2 separate regions of the Homo sapiens genome follow, and region 2 is linked to region 1. Evidence: chromatin loops called from intact Hi-C (ENCODE). Cell type or tissue: IMR-90. All regions are shown on one strand. Each heading gives the region's core, and the rest is flanking DNA. Links, peaks and the distances in the headings are about the cores only. Region 1 overlaps TBXAS1 (thromboxane A synthase 1). Region 2 holds the start of TBXAS1 (thromboxane A synthase 1).

Region 1 (12,525 bases), core at 7,396-11,395:
TACATCATATCAATGGAATGAAGGACAAAAACCACATAATCATTTCAATTGATGCTAAAAAAGCATTTGATAAAATTCAACGTCCCTTCATAATAAAAATCCTAAAAGGCATAGAAGGAACATCAATCAACATAAAAGCCATTTACAACAGACCCACAGCTAGTATCATACTGAATGGGGAAAAACTGAAAACCTTTCCTCCAAGATCTGGAACATGACAAGGATGCCCACTTTCACCACTGTTATTCAACATAGTACTGGAAGTCCTGGCTAGAGTAATCAGTCAAGAGAATGAAATAAACGTATCCAAATTAGAAAGGAAGAAGTCAAATTATCTTTGTTTGCAGATGATATGATCTTACATTTAGAAAAACCTAAAGACTCCACCGAAAAGCTATTAGATCTCATAAATGAATTCAGTAAAGTTGCAGGGTATAAAGTCAACATACAAAAATCAGTAGCATTTCTATATGCCAACAGTGAACAATCTGAAAAAGAAGCCAAGAAAGCAATCCCATTTACAATAGCCACAAATAAAATGAAATACTTAGGAATTAACTTTACTGAAGAAGTAAAAGATCTCTACAATGAAGACTGTAAAACACTGATACAAGAAATTGAAGATACAAAAAAAATGGAAAGATATTCCATACTCATGAATTGGAAGAATCAATATTGTTAAAATGTCCATATTACCTAAAACAATCTACAGATTCAATGCAATCTCTATGTGACATTCCTCACAGAAATAGAAAAAACAATCCTAAAATATGTATGGAAACACAAAAGACCCAAAATAGCCAAAGCCATCCTGAGCAAAATGAACAAAACTGGAGGAATCACAATCCTTGACTTCTAATTATATGACAGAGCTATAGTAACTAAAATAGCATGGCTCTAGCATAAAACCAGACACATAGACCAATGGAATAGAAGAGAAAACCCACAAACAAATCTATACATCTACAGTGAACTCATTTTCACAAAGGTGCCAAGAAGAAATATTGAGAAAAGGACAGTCTCTTCAATAAATGGTGCTGGAAAAAGTGGATATCCATATGAAGAATGATGAAACTAGACCCCTATCTCTCACCATATACAAAAATTGAATCAAAATGGATTAAAGACTTAAATCTGAGTCCTCAAACTATGAAATTACTAAAAGAAAACACTTGAGAAAATATCTAGGACATTGAACTGGGCAAAGATTTCTTGAGTAATACCCCACAAGCACAGGCAACCAACGCAAAAATGGACGATTGAGATTGCATCAAGTTAAAAAACTTCTGCACAGCAAAGGAAACAATCAGCAAAGTGAAGAGACAAGCCACAGACTGGGAGGAAGTATTTGCAAACTACCCATCTGGCAAGGGAATAATAACCAGAATATGTAAGGAGCTCAAACAACTCTGCAGGAAAAAAACCTAATAATCCTATTAAAAAAACATGCAAAAGATGTGAATCGACAGTTTAAAAAAAAAAGACATACAAATGGCAAACAGGCATATGAAAAGGTACTCAACATCACTGGTCATCAGAGAAATGCAAATCAAAACTACAATGAGATATCATCTCACCCCATTTAAAATGGCTTATATCCAAAAGACAGGCAATAACACAAGCTGCCAAGGATGTGGAGAAAAGGGAACCCACATACACTGTTGGTGCAAATGTAAATTAGGACAATCACTATGGAGAACAGTTTGGAGGCGCCTCAAAAAACTAAAAAAACTAAAAATAGAGCTACCATATGATCCAGTAATCCCACTGCTAGGTATATACCCCAAAGAAAGGAAATCAGTATATCAAAGAGATATCTGCACACCCATGTTTATTGCAGCACTATTCACAAGAGCCAAATTTGGAAGCACCTAAGTGTCCATTAACAGACAACTGCATAAAGAAAACGTGGTACATATATACAATGGGAGTACAATTCAGCCATAAAAAAGAATAAAAGCCTGCCATTTGCAACAACATGGATAGAGCTGGAGGTCATTTTGTTAAACGAAATAAGCCAGGCACAGAAGGACAAAATTGGCATGTTCTCACTTATTTGTAGGAGCTAAAAAGTAAAACAATTGAACTCATGGAGATAGTAGAATGATGGTTACCAGAGGCTGGGAAGAGTAGTGAAAGAGTGTCGAGGGAGGTGGGGATGGTTAATGGGTGGAAAAAAATAGAAAAAGTGAATAAGACCTAGTATTTGGTGACTATAGTCAATAATAATTTAATTGCAGGTTTTAAAATAACCGAAAGATCAGCACCATAAGACAGGGCAAAAAAATAAATGATTATAATTGGATTGTTTGTAACACAAAGAAAGGAAAAATGCTTGAGATGGTGGATTCCCCATTTACCCTGATGTGATTATTATACATTGCATGCATGTATCATGCATGCATGATACATGCATGTATCAAAATATTTCATATACCCCATAAATGTATACACCTACTATATACTCACAAAAATTAAACATTTTAAAAATTGACAAGCTGATTCCTGTAAACAGATATATGGAACCAAAAGAACTAGAATAACCACGAGAATTTATACCGCCATCTCTCTCTGTTTCTCTCTCTTGCGTCTCTCTCTCTCTCTCGGACAGGGTCTCGCTCTGTTGCTCAAGCTGAAGTGCAGTGGCAGAATCATGGCTCACTACAACCTACGCCTCCTGGGCTTAAGCAATTTTCTTACCTCAGCCTTCTGAGTAGCTGGGACTACAGGCATGCGCCACCATGCCTGGCTAATTATATATATATATATTTGTTTAGTAGAGACTGGGTCTTGGTTTGTTACCCAGGCTGGTCTCAAACTCCTGGCCTCAAACAATTCCCCCACCTTGGCCTTCCCAAAATTATAGGCGTTAGCCACCGTGCCTGGCCACACTGCCATCTTTCAAGATCAATGATAAAGCTATGCTATTTAAGAGAGTGTGATATTGGTGCAAGGATAAACAAAAAGACCAATGAAATGGGACAGAGTCCAGAAGTAGACTCACACATATGATCTCTTGATTTATGACAAAGGTGCTATTCAAGGGGGAATGGGTGGTCTTTTCAACAATGGTACTGGGGCAATTGGATATTAATACAGAGAAAAAAAATCAGCTTTGATCCATACTTCACTCTATACACAAAAGTTAACTGGAGATAGATCATAGTCCCAATAGTGAGAGGTAGAACCATAATGATTCCAAGAGAATATCTTTGTGACCTTGTATATAAGGCAAGAGTTCTTAAAGAGAATACCAAAAGCAATACCACAAAAGAAGATTTTGATAAATTGGACTTTATTATCAAAGGATATTATTAAGAAAATAACACACAAACCATGGACTGGGAGAAGATATTCACAACACATTTATCTGACAAAAGACTCAAGGCAGAACATGCAAAGAAAAACAAGTCAATCAGAAAAAGTCAAACACCTTAAAATAAAAGTGGGGGAGGGGGCAAAGACTCAACAGGCACGTTGTTAAAAAGGAGACTATTCAAATGGCCAGAGAGCATATGAAAAAGTTCTCGGCTGGGCGCGGTGGCTCACGCCTATAATCCCAGCACTTTGGGAGGTGAAGGTGGGCAGATCACCTGAGGTCAGGAATTCGAGACCAACCTGACCAACATGCAGAAACTCCGTCTCTGCTAAAAATACAAAAATTAGCCGGGCATGGTGGCACATGTCCGTAATCCCAGCTTCACGGGAGGCTGAGGCAGGAGAATCGCTTGAACCCAGGAGGCAGAGGTTGTAGTGAGCTGAGATCACACCATTGCACTCCAGCCTGGGCAACAAGAGCAAAACTCCATCTCGGGGAAAAAAAAAAAAAAAGAAAAAGAAAAAGTTCTCAATGACATGGTCACCAGATAAATACAAATTAAAACTGTGGTGAGATACCACTACTACCCAGCCCCTGGAATAGTTACAGTGAAAAATAATGGCAAGATGAAAGTGCTGGCTAAGGCTGGAACAACTAGAACTCCACTTTATGGGAGTATAGATTGGCTCAACCCCTTTGGAAAACTGTTTGGCAGTATGTACAAAAACCCACCATGCACCTACTCTCGTGGGCTAGCGATGCTGCTCCTAGGTGTTCATAAATGCCTGTTGATATAACAACCTAATTCATAATAGCAAAAAACTGGAAACCTATATGTTTATTGACAGAGGAATAGATTGTGGTGTTTCTATACATTGGAATGCTACATAGCAATGAAAAATGCAAACTATGTTCACGATCTTGCTCTGTCCCCAGGCTGCAGTGCAGTGGCACGATCATAGCTCACTATAGCCTCAAATTCCTGGGCTCAAGGCATCCTCTTCCCTCAGTCTCCTGAGTACCTGGGACCACAGGCACACACCACGGGGCCTGGCTAATTTAAAAATTTTTTTTTGTAGAGACAGGGGTCTCACTTTGTTGCCCAGGCCAGTCTCGAACTCCTGGGCTCAAGCAATCTTCCTGCCTCAGCCTCCCAAAGTGCAAAATTACAGGACTGAGCCACCACACCTGGCTATATTAATCTAAATACGTGGTATGGATGACTCTTACAGACATTATGTTGAGCAAAAGATGCCAGAACAAAAGGATACATACTGTAAGTTTACATTTACATGAAGTTCAACAGCAGGAAAAGAGAAATCTATACAAATTGATGTCAGAGGAGTGGTTTCCTCTGGATGGTAGGGATGGGTTGACTGAGAAGAGGCATGAGGGAACCCTCTGGAGTGTTGGAAATGTTTGTGTCTTGATCTGGGTGGTGTCACATAGGGGAATACATAGACAATAATACATTGAGCTTTACACTCAAGGTTTGTGTATGGAAGTGACTTCAATTTAAAAAAATACTAAGGAATAATAAACATTTAATTTCGACAGACTTGAATGCTGGATGAACACTAACAAGACGAAAATCAACAGATGTAACTACAAGGTTTCATATTTAGGTTTAAAATTTGGTTGTTCAGTGCATGTGATGGAAGCAACCTGACCTGCAAAAAGTCGCATTAAAAAGATCTGGGAACCTTCATTGAGCACACGCTTGTCGGGCTGTATTGGGGTATCATCGTCAGGAACAGAGGAGGTCTGTCCTACTGCACTCATGGGAGCAGTGCCTGGTCTCAGGAAGGAGTGTCCTACTGTGATGTGTAATGAAGTTAGACCTCATCAGCCAAACAATGGTTTTCAGACAGTGGTCACATTTTAAGAGAGGTGTTAAGAGCTGACAGGAATCCTTTGGCCCTGTTTTAATTTGGGTTTTTAATCTCAAGCTGGTAACTGGGGTTGCCGCCCTTTGATGACCACACGTTGCGGGTGGATTGCAGTTTCTCTCTCACAGGCTCACGTTAGGCTGCTTGACTTGGGATGATCACACTGCCTTCCTTGGCATCTCTTGCAAGTGTCCTCTGAGACCAGGTTAAAAACTTCCTTTTTTAACATGGATCCCATTAGGATATCAAAGGGTGACATTTGTGGTCATGTCTCCTCCTTCAAAGGGTGGCCCCTTTTAGGGCCTATGGGCCCTTTGTTTCCCATTTCTAAAAGAGGCAGGAAGGAGAAGGTGAGCAGAGAAAGTGAAAAGTCATTAGAGGGGTGACAACAGGTAAGAGAGGAAAGTGTGGTTTAACTTTGCCCCTTCTGCCCCTCTTCAAAGGCTAGATTAGTGCTGGCAGCCAGAGGGGGACAGAAAACCCAGCAGAGGGACCCCTCGTTGTCTTTACTTGCTCTGCTTCAAATAGCCATGCCTTGGGCATTTAGGAAGATGTGGATGAACCCCACACAGAATGTGTCAAGACCACAGTCTCTGACCCTCCCTGGCCATCCCACAGCAGGAGCTGAATGGCTGCTAGCTTCAATGATCTTGAGCTGGGTTTGCTGCACTTTATGTTTAGGGCTGTACAAGCTCTGCTCTGAATGGTGTCTGTGATTATGCTGTGAATAATGATGGAGCAACTACTGTGTGCCAGGTGCTGTACTGGGACTGGAACTATCAAGACAAAGAATGGAGGGTGGGAGTGGGGTGGCCTATATCACCAATACTTGTCCATCTTACAGCAAACACAGTACTTTTCATATTATTTCATCAACTCTTGGGTCATTCTCCAGCAATTAGGAAACACTGCCCTGAGGAGCAGGTTATTGAAGAAAACCAACACCTCGGCATTCCATGGGTGCATGAAGACAGCAGCCACTTACTGAAGGTTTCTCATGCACCAGCCCAGTGATTCTCGACTGGCCTGGTAAAGCCACACAAGAACCACTGGCTCCTTCCAGAGTGTTGCAAATGCATGGAATGCATTTCTGCTGTAACCGGGTTCATGTATTATCGGGAGAAAGGGATGAAAGGCATGATAGAATATGAAGCTATAGCCACAAATGTTTTCTTGTGTTCTGGAACATGCAAGAAATGGACTCAAGATCTAGATGATCTCTGGGATGACTTGACAGATGATCAACAGTTCTGAAACAGCCACACAAGGCTGAGAGGCCAGCTGAACAGAGCGAGGTGCTTCTAAGGACTCCAAGAGATAGTGTTATACCTCAGTGGTTGTAATGTGAGTACAGAGAGCCAACTTGTTTATGCCAACTAGTCTGCAAAAATATTAATATCAAAAAGAGGACCACGGTCACAAAGACTAGGTACCACTGTTACAAACGTTGTTTCTAATTCTCACACAACCAGGCACAGATGAGGACAGCCATCGTGCAACTTGTCCCCTTCCCACCTGGAGACGTGAAAGACCTGGCACTGTCCCCTCATTATATTATAATCAACTGAGACTCAAGAATTCTGTCACTTGTATAACCCCAAATTCTATACTTGAGGCCATTGTCAATTTATATCTATTGCTATCTGGCTGTACAAAGATTTGAACCAAATAGGGCTTATATTTTGGTGGTTTGAAATAGTAAAGGTGTCCCTTTTACTAAAAATAGAGTATAAAAAAATTAAAATGTAAAAAAAAAATACCAAAAATGAAAACAGTAGTGGTCTTACTCTTCTACATGTCAGTTTTCATTCATTCCCTCTGCTGGTAGAAGGTGGCCATAGATTTGACATCATCTTCGCTCTCTCTGTGGGAGAGTGTGACTGGCCTGAGAGAATGGCCTCCGGGTGAGGTTGTGAGATGTGTCCACAGCTCGAGGGGTCAGCTCAGGGGCATGTGGTGGCTAAAAACAAATTTGGGCTCTATCTGCCTAGTCAGCTTCAGCTGCTGGAAAGGGGCCTCTTCTAATTATGGCAGTCCTGCCTGACGGAGTTCCAGCATTTTATCCACTGGGGAGGAGGAGGAAGCCAGGCGCTTGGAACTGTGCTTCTATCAGCCCCAAAGCTGACAGTGAGGGCCCCTCCTGAGCGGGGAAGGGAATCTGGGGGCTTGTTAACTCTTATCTTTGCAGGAAACTCTCCAACAGATCTCAGCAGAGTTTCTGGCCAGAAGCAGTGTTCAAGAAGGACAAGGGTGTTCCTGATATTGCACTTGACATGCTTGGCTGCGAGAATAAATTTTCCTGAGGGGGCCTAAGAGGGGCTTGTTCCTTGTACCTGAAGCTCCAAGTGGCTCTATGGGACGCTGGTGGGACTCCGTGGCTCCCTGTGGCTGCCAACGGTCACGTGAACTGGGCACCAAACAGACCTTAGGGATTAGCTAGTCTAATGTATTTTACACAGGAGGAAATTGAGAATCAGGAGGTTAAAGGATTGTCTGAAGGCCACACAACTAATAAGAGGTAGCAAATCTGGAATCTGATTTCATTTCTTTAAACTAAAATCAAAGACATTTCACCATACTACTGAGCTATGGCTTAGAAGAGGGAAAATGGGAAGAAGAAAGGGAATGTCATAAGAAGGAGATTGGGGCGGAGAAAGACAGGGAGGATCAGGACTTAGTCACTTGATTTCCATGGAATGTTCTGGAATATATCCATTGAGAGATAAGAATTGATTTTATGGTTTATTTCTCTATTCTCATGCCTAAATTGTAGATATTAATCTCCTGGTTTACACACTTATTTCTACTTCTGCCACGACAAAAGTTAGGGAAATATGGCATAAATATCAGAGCAAGCTTTTACTAATTTCTTTTTGTTAAAAAAATATATAAAGATAGCTTCCTGCTGAACCAAGAGTCTAGTAAGACACAAAAATATGAAATCATTTTCAACAAGGTCTTGAAATTTTAGAAAAATCTCTGCAAGGCAGAGAGAAGTACATTTGAGCATTGAGAATCAACACCACTTAACACTATTCCTGTGTTCCCAAGGCATCACAAGACACTCAGTACTTTTAAAGATGTTAGAATTAAAACTTAGCTACCATGTTGGAAACGAAGCTCAGTGTGTTGTACTGATTAAATGTAATGCCATGGATCTGGCTTTTCTAGGACTTAGCCATGTCCAGACATTAGAAAAGCAGGTGAAATGGGAGACCTGCAGGGGACAGGCATCCCATTGCGACTGTCACCTGGGAATTCCAATGGGGCAGCCCATCCTGCAACAGGAAGCTTCCAGTTCAGATTGGAGGGTTTCCTATGCACAGCAAAGACCTTTCGCCATACCACTGGGCTATGGCTTAGAAGAGGGGGAAATTAAAAGAAGAAAGTGGGTGTTATAAGAAGAAGATTGCGGCAGAGAAGGAGACGGAGGTCACATAAAACAAAGAGGCCTCAAAATAGAGACGGGGGCAGGCAAATGAGGTTGCACACCTGTGTTTCTGGTTTCACTGCCCTCTGTAGTCTGTTTGTGCTTTCAGGAAGAACTTCTCCCTTGCTCAGAGCTGTAGACCCGTAATGTGAGTTGACCTTTCTCAAGAAATGCACAGCTAAAAAAAGTTGGCAAGGTTTGACTGAAGCCATGAGAGCTTCCCTAGGTCATGCATGGCAACCACTCTCACAAGTAAAATCTTGATGCACATGTTTGAACATCTGAGTGTCTTCATTTACTCAATGTTTGATTTAAGAGAAAGAGAACCAGGAACTCCAGGTGAACAGTTTTCAAAAACTGTCAGTGGTTACAGGTGTAGGAATGAGTTCAAGGGGGGCGGTTTTATGGCAAGTCTGCCAAGGGCCCCTCTCTCCTCAATGGATGCCAGCAGGCGGGTCCCTGTGGCCCCCGCACAAGGGCGTCTGACTCACCTGTAGCCCTGAATTGAGCTTTCCTTGCCAATTAGCTCTGCAATGAGCCAACATACTCTTTTCTTCCTTCGATAGGAGGCTGCTGCAGATACAGAGGACAGGAAGGTTTCCAGTGACTAATTTGCCTATAACTTTAGTCATCTTCACCAATGCCAAGGAGTTTGTGGTTTCACAGTGACTCATCCTGCAATGTTCACAGCTGTGTGGAGAGCGAGTGAAGCAGCCCCTGAGAGGCTGAACCTGGGGCAGCCAGGGTGCCGGGTATTGATGGTTCGGGATAAAACCACCCACCACGTCCATCACATGGCTTTGGACGTGACTCTTGTGTGTCAGTGGTGTGGCTCGACCTGTGCCTGGAGAGGTGACCTCTGTGTTGCTCATGAGGACCTGAGAGATGGCACTCCATACTGCCACTCCAGACCAGAACCCACATCTCCAAAGCACTAGGCTTAGTGTTTTGACACATCCCTGACATGCCTATCTGACCAGACCAAGCTAACATGGGCCAAAGACTGGCTTACCTCTTATCACCCTTCCCACAGCTCCCTAACTCTAGGCCTTGATAGGAGGCCAAGAACAAGAAGTTCTGCCTCTGGTTGTGACCATTTCTGCTGAGTCATGTGGACTCAGCTCCATTTTCCACAGATATTTAAAAAAGAGCTGCCCTATGGTTTCATTAGGTACCGTACCTGACAGCAAAGAAGAGCTCATTGAAAATATCTAAATAGAAACATCCGAGTCCTGATGTACCAGGACGACTGAGCTTCTATAAGTGCCAAGAAGATTGATTTGGGTTTAATGATAAGCTGTGGTTGCACCATCATGGAGCAGTTTCAGGAAGCACTGAGGACATTGATAGAGACCTACAAGGTCCACGTGGAAAATGAGCAAGATGAAGCAGAGACATTGCACAGACTCCAGAGGCCCAAAAACTGTGAATGGGAAAGCATGACATTAAGAACTGCCGCTCCGGATCCAACCCACAGTCTGCTCCAGCCAGTGTTCTGGAGTTTGGAAAAGAATATTTCACAGGATGATATTTGAATTCACACATTTGTTCAATGTTGTTGTATGTCAGGGAGCTCCCTGTTGCATCACCCCCACCTCCAGTGAATATGCTCTATGGATCCCTCATGGGATGCTTACGGCTCATGTCAAATTTCAGAGCTAAATCCAGCTTCCCAAATCAGGGCCCTTCTCCACCAGGCTGTCCAGGGACAAAACTCAACGTAACTCAAGCCTGAATTTGTGAGCAGACATGGGCTCTCCCTGTTGGAGAATGAGAGCATGCATTATTTAAATTCCTTTTCACTTAATTTATCAAACTAATATGCCGAGGTATTTTCTGTATCACAAGGGACCGTTTGGTAGCAGCCTGCATGGAGTAAGCATTTAATGTTTACCGAGTGAATGTATAATAAAGCTGAATTGCTGAACGCTTAAGTAAACATGGCCTATTAGAGGGAAGGCAACGTGGTGTCAGTAAGGAGAAATCACGTCTCACTAATCTCCTTGAGTTCTTTGAGCAGATAAATAAGCATATGGATAAGAGGGAACCACAGAACCCAATTTAATTTGACTTTCAAAAACCTGTGAGAAAATCCCACTTTAAAGACTGTTTTTTAAAAAATTGAGTCACTAAGGGTTGTTTTACCATCGATATGGAATTGGCTTAAAGACCATAAACAAAGCTACACATAAGTGGATGCATTCCCAGATGGAAAACTATAAACACTGGGATTTCCTGGAGATCTTATCTATGATGGGTCTTTTTACGTGTTTGTGAATGACCGAGACGAAGAAGACTATATTGCAACTCCAGGTTCAAGTAATACCTCATTCTTCTGGGAGGAATGTCAAGTTGATGGAAATTCCATTCAGTTGGAACAAGAATATATTGGATGCTGAAGAGTCAATATGTGTTTATGTCATGGGGTTTAAAAAAAATACAAGATACAGTTCTTGGCCTTAAAGAGCTAATAATCAAGCTAGAGTGAAAGCCATATCCTCCTTCACTGTAAATACTGGAAGGCACAAGGGGATCAACTGTGACAACGAGTGACACACATGGTGAGCGCTGCCAGAGTTCAGGGAAGGGGAAAAGTGCATGTGGATGGAGGCAGGGAAGGCTTCCTGGAGGAGGCAGTATCTGAGGAGTGTCTTGAAGAACAGCAAGAGTTTGGATGGGTGTGGAAGAGGTGGAGGGTTTTCTTGTGAGAAGCAGTAATGTGTCACCTGCCAAGTACTGTGTAGAGGGAGAGGTTATATGCATGATCCCATGTGGCTTTATGACAGCCCAGTAAGGTGGATCATATCCCCCAACTCCAGGCCTTGAGAGGAGGCCAAGAATAAGAAGTTCTGCCACTGGTTGTGACCATTTCTGCTGAGTCATGTTGATTCAGCTCCACTTTCCATGGATATTTTTAAAAAGAGCTGCCCCAGCTCTTTTTTAAGTTAAGAAATGTGGCCAGGTACAGTGGCTCAGGGCTATAATCCCAACAATTTGGGAGGCCAAGGTGAGAGGATCACCTGAGGCCAGGAGCTCGAGACTAACCTTGGCGACATAGTAAGACCCCCATCTCTGCCAAATTTTTTTTTTTTAAAATTAGCCAGGCATGGTGGCACACACATGCAGTCCCAGCTACCTAGGAGGCTGAGGTGGGAGGATCACTTGGGCCCAGGAGTTTGAGGCTGCAGTGAGCTCTGATCACACCACTGAACTCCAGCCTGGGTGACAGAGCAAGACCGTGTCTCCAAAAAAAAAAAAAAAAAGATATGTGCTCAAGCTCACGTCATAATCAATATGAGCCCCACTGTTACACTGCCTTCAATTCTGAGGCAGTGTCAGCGTGAGCAAGGCAGAGGTCAGGTCTCTCCAGAGCAGGTGAGGGTGAGCAGGGAGAGGCTGGAGTGACGATTTGTATTGGGGAGCAGTGAGAGACAGGGTGGAGCACACACAATGGATCTAAGACACAAGGGCCCTTAAATATCGTCTAGGGAACTTGAACTTAGTCCTGAAGGCTTAATCCTGTGCTGAGTGGAAGAGGACGAAAATTGGAACTCTACTCTGGAGTTTGGGGCACTGGACCTAGTCTGCGTGGAGGGGTGGGTGAGGGGATGGTGAAAGAAATTAGAAACGGCAGACAAATGGCTTGGAGGATAAATTGATCAAAGCTGAGGGCAATATTATTGTGTCCTCCTTGCTTGGACATGTGCATTGAGTATGTCTGCCCCTAGCAGGCCAAATCATTGACCTCTTCTAGGTCAGCTCTCAGGGTCACATGTCCTGGTATCATGGGAGGAAATATGGAGACACCAGTTGGCAAGTGCCGTCTCATGGCTTAGGGGCTCAGACAGTCTCAAGTGCTATGACAGGCTCCTGGGAGTACCTTTACT
Region 2 (12,525 bases), core at 3,889-7,888, 92 kb after region 1:
AAGTTTGAGATCCTTTCAGGGTCTCAAATTTTGTAGGAGCTGCACACACTATGTTCATCAGAATCCATCTCCCTCTATCAACTATGAGAAATTAGATCTACCACTTTGTCCTTAACCCTACAGAAATCCCCCTCAATGACTTCCTGCAAAGAGGCCCACATTTGCCAAACAGCTCCTACGTCTTGTTTTGTTTTGAATGTAATATGAACCAAGAGGCTGAATTCACTGTAAATCCAACAAGGACAGAGGATTTTAGAAAAATGAGGTGAGGAGATATGACGGGGTTCAAGGAAATGCTTCTACCCAAACCTAATGCCTTTCCAATTTGTTTCTTTTTCCATCTCTTTCAAACTTAATTATGTGTAGCGTTCTCAGTCACTGAATCACCAGCCTTTCCTGACACTTCAATCTCATGCATTTTAGCAAAAGATTAACCTGGCTGTTTGCTTTTAATTCTGAAGCTGTGTTAATACTCACTCCCGCTAGATTAGAAAAGAAGAAAAACACACTCCCACATACCCCGCCATGGCACCAGCAAGGCTCCAGGGTGAGACGGCTGACGCTGTCACAGTCCCTAGGGCTGGCTGCACTTACCATTTCAGGAGGGCCAAGAGAGCCACTGACAGGGCCACCGTCACCATGGGGCCATTCACTTCCAATTTTAGAAACCCCAAGGCTTCCATCATTCCTCTGAGACCCCAGAGTGGTGGTCTTCCAGATGAGACAGGAGGCTGATCTCGCCGCCCTTATGGGAACCGTGCTCTGCAGGTAGAAAAGGGAACAGGCAACCAAGCAAACATCACATGGAGTGGGCCCCCACAATGTGCTCTTTCTCAGAGTGTCTCCCTATAAAGAGGAAGGAAGAGGAGGGCACAACAAAGGGTTTCAGTGTAAAGGAATGAATCAGCAACTTTATTCCTTGATGACTGCACTGTCAATAAACATTTATATTAACTTCCTCAGAGAAGAAAAGCAAACTTCCCCATGTTTGCTGAGAAACAAAATGGTTGTAACCACGGACTTGTACTCTGAGAGGAAGTCTTCAAAGAGAGACTCTTCTCCAAAATGTCTATCTATATCTATCTCTATGTCTATATCTATATCTATATCTACATCCATCTATAATTTTTTAAATTCACAATTAAGTGAAGATACATGTCAAGAGATTCTGAATATCCCAGAAAAATACAGGACCAGACGCCAGCCTGATCAAAATGCTGGCTGCTTTGAGGACAACCATCCCACCAAGTCCATTAGTTGCTGGGTCTGAGGACCTGTCTGAGTGTCTGGCTGTTGGAGCAAAGCAAAGATCCCGATTGGGGTCAGTGTTCTCATGGTGAGTTGGAGGGCTTCTCAAGTGTTTGAAGGCAGATCCGTAGGCTCATATATGGGTCCTTTGTTCTAGCTTTGAGCTTATCTGACTAAAGTGGACAGAGAGATGGAGGGGATCATAGTGGCTGGGTGGCAGGACTAGATTGCAGCTTCAGACAGAGCAGCATCTGGAGGCTTCCATGGTGAATTTTAGCTCCAGATCAACTGCAAGAAAAAACCAGCAATCCCAAAAGGACCCACAGACTCTCTGAAGGAACCAGACTGCTCCTGCAGGACCCAGAAGACACTCCAAATACTGTGAGTGCCCCATTTGCGGAAGTGGGAAAGGGAGACCCTCCTCTCCCAACACAATCCCCCAATATTGAATGGGAGAAATATTCAATGAAATAGCTTAAAGAAAAAATAATTGAAAATTCAGGAAACTTTGGACACACTTTTAGAAATGTGAAATGCTCTGGAAAGTCTCAGCAATAGAATTGAACAAGTAGAAGAAAGAAAATCAGAGCTCAAAGACAAGGTCTTCAAATTAACCCAATTCAACAAAGACAAAGAAAAAAGAATAAGAAAATATGAACAAAGCCTCCAAGAAGTCTGGGATTATGTTAAATGACCAAACCTAAGAATAATTGGTGTTCCTGAGGAAGAAGAGAATTCTAAAAGCTTGGAAAACATATTTGGGGGAAGAATCAAGGAAAACTTCTGCAGCCATCTAGAGACCTAGACATCCAAATACAAGAAGTACAAAGAACACATGGGAAATTCATTGTAAAAAGATCTTTGCCTCAGCACATTGTCATCAGGTTATCCAGAGTTGAGACAAAGGAAAGAATCTTAAGAGCTGTGAGACAGAAGAACCAGGTAACCTGTAAAGGAAAACCAATCAGATGAACAGCAGATTTCTCAGCAGAAAACCTACAAGCTGGAAGGGATTGGGGCCCTGTCTTCCGGCTCCTCAACAAACCAATTATCAGCCAAGAATTTTGTATCCAGTGAAACTAAGCACCATATATGAAGGAAAGATACAGTCATTTTCAGACAAACAAATCCTGAGAGAATTCGTCATTACCAAGCCACCACTACAAGAACTGGTAAAAGGAGTTCTAAATCTTGAAACAAATCCTGGAAACACATCAAAACAGAACCTCTTTAAAGCATAAATCACACAGGACCTATAAAACAAAAATACAAGTTAAAAAACAAAAGCAAAAAACAAACAAAGAAGTACACAGGCAACAAAGAGCCCGATGAATGCAATGGTACCTCACATTTCAATATTAACACTGAATGTAAATGGCCTAAATGCTGCACTTAAAAGATACAGAACTGCAGAATGGATAAGAACTCACCAACTAACTATCTGCTGCCTTCAGGAGACTCACCTGACACATAAGGACTCATGTAAACTTAAAGTAAAGGGGTGGAAAAAGACACTTCATGCAAATGGACACCAAAAGCCAGCAGGGGTAGCTATGGGCTTCCTTTTCTGTGCCCCCACAGGTCTTAGGATGGTCACAGGTACATTTGTTACAGAAGGCTGTGGTCACAGGTGCAGATTCCCTGGAAAGGAGTGAGAGAAAAGACAGGGAGGGCACACAGAAGGCTGCTGCCTTCACCCAGAGAGAAGGGATGCTTGGCTAGAGGAGAGAGGGAGGTGGGAAGAAGTAGATGGACTTGAAATATATTTTGGGGGTGGGTTCATGCTCTGCAGAAGTTCCTGGTGGGGTGCATATGAAAGGGAAGGGGAAAGGAGGACCACACCTGACCCTCAGGTTCCAAACTTGAGCTACAGGTATATCAGGTGCCATTCATTGAAACAGGGAGTCTGGGAAAGGTGAGGTATTGTTGGGAAAATCAAGAATTCTGATTCAGTTTTGTTAAGCCTGAGATGCCCTGGAGACATCTGAGTGGAGGTGTCGAGCCAGAGAGCACTGATGGCTGAAAATATGAATAATAACAATTGATCATGATCATGTCATTTGAGTGCTTACTACACACTAGTTATTCTAGGAGCTTTCCTATGTGTCAACTCATTTAATCCTCATACACACACCTAGCGGGTAAATCTTATGGTTAGCCCCAAGTTACAGAGGAAGAAACTGAGGCATGGGCTGTATGACTCTAAAGCCCATGCTCTTCCTCGAAAGATTATATTCAAACGTGGAAGCCATCAACATAAATTTGGTATTTAAATCCAGGGGAAGAGATGAGTTACAGCCACAAATAAGATAGTGAACCGCACAGGTGCCAAGAACCTTCCTTTCCTTCTGACCATTTGCCCTGCCTCCCTGTTTTTAACAGACGTATTATGAAAATTATTCCTCTGTAGTTCCCTGCTTATTAGTGTCCCTCCATGTCACTCCTACTTAGTGTCCCCCAACTGCACCACCCCATCTGGCTGCTCCTGGCTGCATTTCAAGCCCTTTTAGACTCCCCACCCCTCTCCTTTTTCAGTAGGCTACCTCTCCTTCATCCCATTCCATCGGGATCTGTACTGAGAGGCTAACCCATTCTCTCTCACAAAACAGAGCTTCGTTTTTTCCAGGGGTCACCTGAAATAATCCATGTTCAGCCACAGGAACACTGCAGGATGATGGCCCGGCAGCATGGAGGGGGTGGCATGGAGGGTGACTCATCGTGGTCACGGATTCAGGGAGCGAGCAGTGACTGTGGATAACACTTAACTCAGTGTATGTATAACCAAGATGCTCAGAAAAAAAATATCTTAAAGGATGCCAAGGTGAAATAAACATGAGAATTGCTGGTATAAGCATTGATAAGTAAGTTTATTTACTGCCAGACCTCAGAGACTCTAACCTGCTAATATGCATTGGAAATCTCCAAGAGCACGATGCAGAGAGCTGCATTTCTCAAGTGTATTTTACCACAAAGGCCTCTTCAGGGACATTTATAACATATCCCAGATGTAGTTTTCCAAGGAGAGTGCTTTGAGAAACACTGACCAAGCCTTACTCTTTTTTACAGAGGTGAAAACAGAAACCCAGAAAGGGAAAGTGACCGGTACACTGTCCCATAGTTGTTTAGGGATAGGATCTAGGTCTCCGAAGCCCTTCTCAGGCACTTGATTTAGAACGTGCCCCTCACATCAACCTGTGGACATGGCACTGTGCACCCAGCACAGCTCCCACCCTGCTCATGGAGAGGCTATAGAATGTTGGTGGCCAGCTTGGAGATGTCCAGCTTTCTTGGGGAGTTGCCAGCTCCCCCATGGGCGCTGAGTTAACTGGCTCATTCCTCTAATATTCTTGGAGCCCTTCATATGTGATTTGTGATTTGTAGAAACCATAAATGCCATGGAGACGTTACCACACCCATTCTGTGGCTGCGCAGAGTGGAGACAATACTCTGTGAATTGTGGACAGTAAATTAGCCAGGATGGAGTGGAAGGGAAGAAATGAGAGATGCTCGGGGTTTTTACTGGGACAGTAGCATGATGAAGGATGTATTACAATTTTGGTACCTGTGATGCAATACAGGGACACTGATCAGGGTTTTTCTAGGATGAAGGTCAGACAGTTGCCATATTTCCCGTAATTTCACTATTTTCTGTATATTTTTCTTTTACTAATATGTCTATTAAAAAAAAATCAACTCAGGCTGGGCGCAGTGGCTCATGTCTGTAATCGCAGCATTTTGGGAGGCCGAGGCAGGTGGATCACCAGAGGTTAGGAGTTCAAGACCAGCTGACCAACATGGCAAAACCCTGTCTCTACTAAAAATACAAAAATTTGCCAGGCATGATGGCAGGTGCCTGTAATCCCAGCTACTTTGGAGGCTGAGGCAGGAGAATCATTTGAACCCAGGAGGCAGAGGGTGCAGTGAGCCAAGATCACGCCATTGCACTTCAGCCTGGATGATACGGCAAGACTCTGTCTCAAAAAAAAAAAAAAAAAAGAAAAGGAAAAGAAAAAGAAAGAAAAGAAAAAATCAACTCTACACAACTGTACAGAAAATATCCTATAATCCCAACTCCCACTGACAAACTCTGGTCACAAATTAATTCCTATCCTCTTGTATTTTTCCATGCATGCACAGGCATATGTATATTTTTAGTTTTTATGGAAACAAGATCATCATACCTGTGCCATCCTGCAACTGGTCTTTCTCACTTATTGTATAATGAATATGTTTCCTGTTCATATTTAGAGACATAACGCCGTTTGCTGCTTCAGTCCACTGTACAGACGTGTTGTAATTTGTTTAGCCTATCCTCTGCTAAACAGCATTCGAGTTGTTTCCAAGTTTTCTCAACTTCTAATGAGGCTTCAGTGGACATCCTTGTATATATTATTGTGCCCTTGCATGAGGCTATCTCAAGCGACATTCTTAAAAGTGGAACAGCTGGGCCCAAAGATGTGTGTTTCCAAAATGCTGGTAAGTGCTACCCTGTGTACAGGCAGGACCGACTTTCCGTCTCGAGCCATGCGGGGAGGTGCCCACTTGCCCCACTTTGTAGGGCTCCCCACAGAGCTTTGCTTACCCTGTCTCCACTCACTCCAAGTCTTTTTCCCCCACTCCTACTTCCAGGCAGACATCTCCCCTAGAATTGAGTCAACTGTTTTGACTTCAGACTTGTGTTTCTTTTTAAAGCTTTCACTCCATAAATTCTGTGGTATTTCCTTCATGTTCCCTATGTTTAAAAACTGCCCGTGCAGATGTCTAAGTGGTGCCTTCCTTCTCTGCTGAAGGCTCCCAGCTGCTCTGTGCTAAGCCTGACGTCTCTGGCAAGGACTGAGGCAGAGGCTGAAACAGAGGCTGAAAGAGGTGTCAGCAGGCACATTCTCTTTGCCATGAAGGATGCTGGGTAAAGGGACAATGGAGCTTCCTCAGCACCATACAAGTACCAAGAAATTCTCTAACTTTACTCAGCCTCAGAGCAACCCCAGGAAGTAAGTGACCAATACTTTTCATTCCCAGGTTGATAAAACCGGAGCTCAGAGATGTCCCACGACCACCTGAGGTCATACATGTAACACAACCTAGAGGCCAGGCTCAAGCCCGAATCTTTTGGCTTTACATGCAGTGTTTTTTTCCCACTAAATCTAAGATCACATCTTGGTTTAGAATACTCATAGTTCACCGAGCCAGCCCACGGTTATGATATCGTTTATTCTGATGTTTACCTCCAGGGTGCAGAGTGGCTAGAGGGAAGAAAGAGGACGGGTGGTATGAGCTTGGGGTCTGCTTCACCTCCTTACAAAAGATATTAGGGGCCCTTTGGAAGCATGAAAACCTTGGCTACCCCCAATGCAGTCCAGTCTCTTCAATATGATCCTTTTAGGGACTCTGTTCCATTTCTGAGAGCGGGAGATCAGGTTAGGAGGACTCCTCTGTTCCTTCAGTCCTTCTTCTAGAAAACACTTATTGAATAATCACTGGGGACCTGGCAGTAGATGAGAATCCCAGTGTATAAGCCCCACATCTCTCCAACAAGGAGCTCACCTTCCAGGATAAGGAAATAGACATATAATCACCTAAGTTCCGTCCGTCTTATAGTTATGATGGCACACAAATACATGCAGGGCACAGAGCGGACACAAACAGGAGGACAGGAGATCGGCAAAAGGTTTGAATCTAATGACATTTGAGCTTAGACTGTGCAGATGAATTCACCAAGCAGAAGAGAGTAGGATAGATGTGCTTGTCGGAGGGAGCATGGCTGACGCTTGCTCAAAGGCATGGGAAACTGGGGTGAGTGGGGAGGACGGGGAGATATGCAAGGCACTGCGGGCCATACCAAGAAGTTCATCTTTCATGCTAGGGTCAGGGAAAGCCAGAGCAGGAGGTAAAATTGAGCAGCAACGTGATCAGATTGGCTTCTAGAAATATCACTCAGGAGGCAGATTGGATGCTTTCTACCTGACATGAGGACCAGCCAGGAGGCTGCGGGTCAGCTAGGTGGGGGATGACAGCCTGAATAAGGCAGTGGATGTGGAAATGAGCAAGAGAGGGCTGGTTTTTAAGACCACTAGGAAGGCAGAATCCATAGTATTTGGTTGCTGATTGAGTGTGGGGATGAAGAAGAGGGGGACGTCAAGGATCACCCCTGAATGTCCGGCTCTGTTGAGTGAGCCCATGATAGTGCCATACAGTACGACAGGGACTCGGGGAAGGAAGCAAGTGTTAGGAAGCTATCGTGGCTTCAGTGTTCTGCACGCTGAGCACGAGGCCTCTTGCGGCCCCACAGATTAAGATGCTCGGGAGATGGCCAGATCTGTAGAGGTCAGGAGAAAAATCTGAAGTAGGGAAATAATTTTCATTTTGAGAGCCATTTGCTTGTGGATGGGGCAAAGCCATAGGGATAAAAGTGGGCTACAGAGAACAGGTAGAGTGCTGAGAAGGGAAGCACGGAGTTGAGGGTGGGGGAACCAACACCAAGAAGAGCAGCCTTACAGGGCAATACCAAAGAGATGCCTGGAAAAAGATTCAACAGATATAACCAGAGAGAGAGAGAGAGAAAGAGTATAAGAGAGAGCAAGCAGACAACAGGACCATTAGCTGAGGAACCTTATTTTACTGCTTAAGGATGCAGCTTTTTGTTTTCAAATGACCTGTGTTCAAATCCTACCCCTTCCATACTCTAGCTTAGACAATCTTAGAACCCAAAATGATCTCTCTGAGCCTCGGTTTCTCATTTGTGAAGTGGTGATAACTGTCCACACTGCCTAGGATGGTTGAGAGGAAAATGAATTCCTCGTGTGGCCTGATTAGTGGAGCTCTGGCTCACAGGGAGCACTCAATACACGAGGTCTGTGATTGTTTCCACTGAAGCCACTGGCGGACAGTTGCAGGAAGCAGGAAACGACGTACAGCATTCGTGCCACAGAAAGACCAAGGGAAAGTGGCAATGTGGTCATTACGGCCACCTCCTTCCTGGCTTTGGCAAAGTGGAGGGTGTAGAGAGACAAGACCTAGAGAAAAGGGGGTTTGGACAGAAAGGGCTGATTCTGACGTCCCCCTCCCTCTCTTCGGCCCCATGGCTGAGACGTGGAAGAAGACTCGGGTTTGGACTGGCTAGAAGAGTGGAATTTGCAGGTGCCACTCATTGTGGGTCCCACGGGGAAGAGGAAACATCTCCTGCAGTGGGAGACTTGTGGGAGACAGCAGCCATCTGTGTGTTTCCCCTGCCTGTGATAAGGGCAGAGCTATCGCTCTGCTTCAAGGTTGCTATGGAGATATGGATGGGCTCATAAACAGTTTTAAGGTCTATGTCATATCTTGATTTTGTATTAGTCTTGAGGGCAGGGACCATATTTTATACATCATTGTACAACCACACCACCTATCACATTGCAATCTCATCCACTCACTTGGCTTTTGTTAACATCACAGGCTGTTCACTCCCAAATCTATTCTCTCCAGCCCAATTGTCATTCCTGAGTTTCAGACCAATATATCCAGCTGCCCACTGGACATCCTCTGACAACCAGCCTACAGATGCTACAGACTCGAAAAATCTAAAGCTAGACTCATTGCCGCAGCCTCCTTTCTCCATTAACCTCATCCCATCTCCCCCGTCTCAGTAAATTGTACCTTCCTCCCTTCAGCCCCAAGCCAGAAACTTGGGATCATCCTTGACTTCTCTCAGCCCCCTCATCTCAAAATCCAGTTAGTCAGCAAGCCCTGCTGGTCCTGCCTATGAAGTCTCCCTCATTCTGGTCACTACTCCTTTTATCCATTCATTCTACTTCATTTCGTTGATTCAACAAATGCCTTGGCATCTACTGGGCATGGGAGACTGTTCTAGGCAATGGGAAGACACTAGAACAGTGAACGAGCAAGGTTTCTTAGGGCTTAGATTTAGAGACACCCACCCAAATATCAGCTCCATGGTTTCTCATTAGATTGCAGCCATCTCCTGATTGACCTCTTATTCATTAATCCAAGAATTATTTATTGAATTTGTACAGGGTGCCTGGCACTGTGCTGGGTGCGCATGAAGAATGTAGAAAACACCAGCATGGCTGGGAGGCATTAAGCAGAAGAAAGGGTAGGACTGGCCTACACAGGAGAGATAAGGTAGGGTCAGGACATCTAAGACCCAGTGGACCATGTGAAAAATGCACTACTTCCTTCCAAAAGGAAAGGAAAGCCATTGAAGGGCTTTATGAAGTGGGGTGACTTGATGCTATTTAGGGTAACTGTAACCCGTCTATTTTCATTGTTAAAATTAATACAGACCTCCTCCGATGATAGCCCAACATTGGCGTGTCAACATCAATCAGGTGCCCCCATCACACAGCAGGGGAGTTGAAGCAATGCCACCATTCAGACTTTGGCTGTATGTGTCAGCAGAAGATGAGCAATGAGGTTGTCAACTACAAGTTGCTCTTGATGTTGCTAACCACACATGGCCCATCCTATCTCCTTCTCATTTCAGCCTCTCTATCAATTTATGACACCCATGATCTCAGCTTGTCAGATGTTAGCACTTCCTGAGATGTTGTCAAATCTCTCCCGCCCCTCCTCATGGCTGGATGCGGCTACATGTTGATGACTAGACGTAGTTCTCCTTGCAAAAGTGGAGAGTCAGCAGACGGCTTGACTGCCTTAAGGCAAGTCTTAGAGCTTTCAGGCAAGTTGGTGCCTGGAACAGTCATTTTTCACCTCCTAGTCACTGGGAGTGAGAGTGGGAGCAGGCATAAGGAGACAGACAGCATGCTCAGAAAGCAAAAGTTAGAATCCAGAGTTTGACAGCAAGATCACAAATGGCATTTCAGGCAAGTTGTCAGGACCAGGAAGTCCCACTACAGAGCAAAGGGGGCACTGTGACCCAGGCACAGGCCCAATAATAGAAACTCTCAAGCAGAAGATAATTCGAAGTTCTGGCAGCAGATGCCTCCAAGGAAATATGTCAGCAGGTGGTAGGGCCCCAATCTCCACCTAGTATGGCAATATAGAAATAAGAGCTGAGTTGGGGAGGCTGAGAGTGGTGGCTCATACCTGCAATTCCAGCACTTTAGGAGGCCAAGGCAGGTGGATCACTTGAGGTCAGGAGTTTCAGACCAGCCTGGCCAACATGGTGAAAACCCATCTCTACTAAAAATACAAAAATTAGCCGGGCATGGTGGCGTGCACCTGTAATCCCAGTTACTAGGGAGGCTGAGGCAGGAGAATCGCTTGAACCTGGGAGGCGGAGGTTGCAGTGAGCCAAGATAGTGCCACTGCACTCCAGCCTGGGCGACAGAGTGAGACTGCATCTCAAACAAAAAACAAACAAACAAAAGAAGAGAGTTGGGGGAAAGAATGAATAGCATAAGTGTTGTAATGAGGGGCCCCCAAATCTCAAGAGCTTCACACTACAGAAGTGTGTCTGTCACTCATGTAACAGCCCAAATGTGTGTGTTCAGTAGGCAGCCTTCCATGCAGTGACTCAGGAATTCAGGCTTTTTCCATCTTGTAACCCTGTCGTCCACTGGAACCTCAGATGCCTCTGCTGGATCATCCACAACCAGCTGGCAAGTGGAAAACAGAGAAGATGATATGAGGAAGAATTTTACAGGCCAGGCCTGGAGGTGGTGTACACACTCTTTGGAAACATGACCACCCCTAATTGCAAAGGAGGCTGAGAAATGGAGCCAGCCCAGGAGGAAAAGGAAAGAGGTTTGGAAAGCATATAGCATTCCTGCCACAGGTGGGGTCCCATTCTGGGTATGTCCTCAATTCACCAATTCCTGTATAGGAAACAAGCCACTAGAACAGGCTGGAGGGTGGCAATTGCAGCCCTCTGCTAAAAAGCCAAGGCCCAGTAGCTAGTTCAGGGATCAGGGATGGAGAGGGACTAGCCTCTGAGATGCTGGTATGATGGCATCTGACCCAGTATTCCCAACTCTCTCTCCAGGAGGCTGAGTTGCTACCAGGGGTCTGCTCTACATGTGCCACCAGGAGCCTTCCCCCAGCTCCATGAAGCCATTGGAGCCGTCTATGTGTGGTATTCATCTCACCAGCCCAGCTGGACCCTCTGAGAACGTGGTTTCTACTTGAATCAAGGCTCAATTCTCCACACTCCAATGAACAATGTAAATCAGAAATATTCACTCTGTCTGCAAAGGGGGCACTGCGACCCAGGCACAGGCCCAATAATGGTAAACCCTCAAGTAGAAGATAATCCTAAGTTTTGGCAGCAGCTGCCTCCAAGGGAATATGTCAGCAGGTGGTATGGTACCAGTCTCCACCTAGAATGGCAGTATAGAAATAAGAACTGAGTGAGGGAGGCTGGGCGTGGTGGCTCATACCTATAATCCTAGCACTTTGGGAGGCCAAAGCAGGTGGATCACTTGAGGTCAGGAGTTAGAGAACAGCCTGGCCAACACCTTCGTACCTTGAACATTTAGCCAAGTCCCTGTCTTTACTGATCCTAGTTCCATCCCTGTCTGTACTGGTGGTCTCTGTACTGAACCCCAGTCTGACTTGTACCTGCACCCACCTGAGTTACAACAGGCCCTGTGCCATCCTATACCTTCACCCTCTCCTAACAAGGCAGGCTCCTTTCTGTGCATTTTCAGGACTTAGAGTAGCCACCACCTCCTCAAGGAACCCTCCAGGGCCTCCCAGAGATGATCCATTGTCGATCCGTGTCCTGCCACAGCACCCCAATCCTACTCAGTGAGCTTGCCTCTACCAACACTCTAGATGTAAGCTTTTTGAGAAGAAGAGTTATATCTGGTTCAACAATGTATCCCCAGTGACTGGGAGAATGCCTGCTTGTCACTCAGTAGGTGATCACGAAATGTTTCTGAAATGAATGAATGTACTACTGCCTGTGTTTTAGGTAGCTGCCATCAGGTAACAATGGTGCTCTTCAGGTTATGAAGGTAGGTGGCACCACTCTTTCTGCAAGAACACTTGACATAAATTAAGGTTTGTTTCCATAATCCAAGAACCTGGCTCATTTTCTATAAAATATATCAGTTTATTGAAATAACCATAAAATCATTTCTCAACCTAGATTTTCTAAGAAGGATATAATGAGTGAAATACCATAAAGAAAAGAAGAGGTGCAGAGAGAGCAGTGAGTTCTTGAGTCCTTGAGTAATTAGTTCAGTTCTCCACATCATCTCACTTTCATGCTATTTAACTCAAAGACTGGAGTGTACCCATTCCCACCCCTGAGCACTTGAAGTTACTAAAGCTGCGTCCTCTGGACACCCCGTGGCTGCCTGTACCTGTTCCGGG

The links. A loop is a pair of places that touch in the nucleus more often than their neighbours do. Peaks named below come from ENCODE experiments on the same cell type or tissue, not always from the same donor. Only the 100,000 strongest peaks of a DNase experiment are listed, where the experiment ranks them.
Region 2: it touches region 1 in a loop (3-fold over the local background); 5 of 110 quality-filtered maps call a loop at or near these places.

What each region holds. Positions count from the first base shown.
Region 1 is chr7:139,913,406-139,925,930 of GRCh38, reverse strand. All of the region lies in intron 4 of TBXAS1 (thromboxane A synthase 1), which reads right to left. Among named protein-coding and RNA genes, the nearest start is that of TBXAS1, 90 kb to the right of the region's middle. RefSeq lists enhancers at 8,724-9,023, 8,926-10,125, 11,027-12,226. In IMR-90, for the core only: no CTCF peak of the experiment used is centred there; DNase peaks (open chromatin) are centred at 9,280, 9,670, 10,510 and 10,850; H3K27ac peaks cover 2,348 bases.
Region 2 is chr7:139,817,549-139,830,073 of GRCh38, reverse strand. TBXAS1 (thromboxane A synthase 1) reads right to left here and starts at 810. Exons shown (of 13, transcript NM_001061.7): 1 at 595-810. The coding sequence starts at 683. RefSeq lists an enhancer at 1-1,137. In IMR-90, for the core only: no CTCF peak of the experiment used is centred there; DNase peaks (open chromatin) are centred at 4,033 and 6,023; H3K27ac peaks cover 2,485 bases.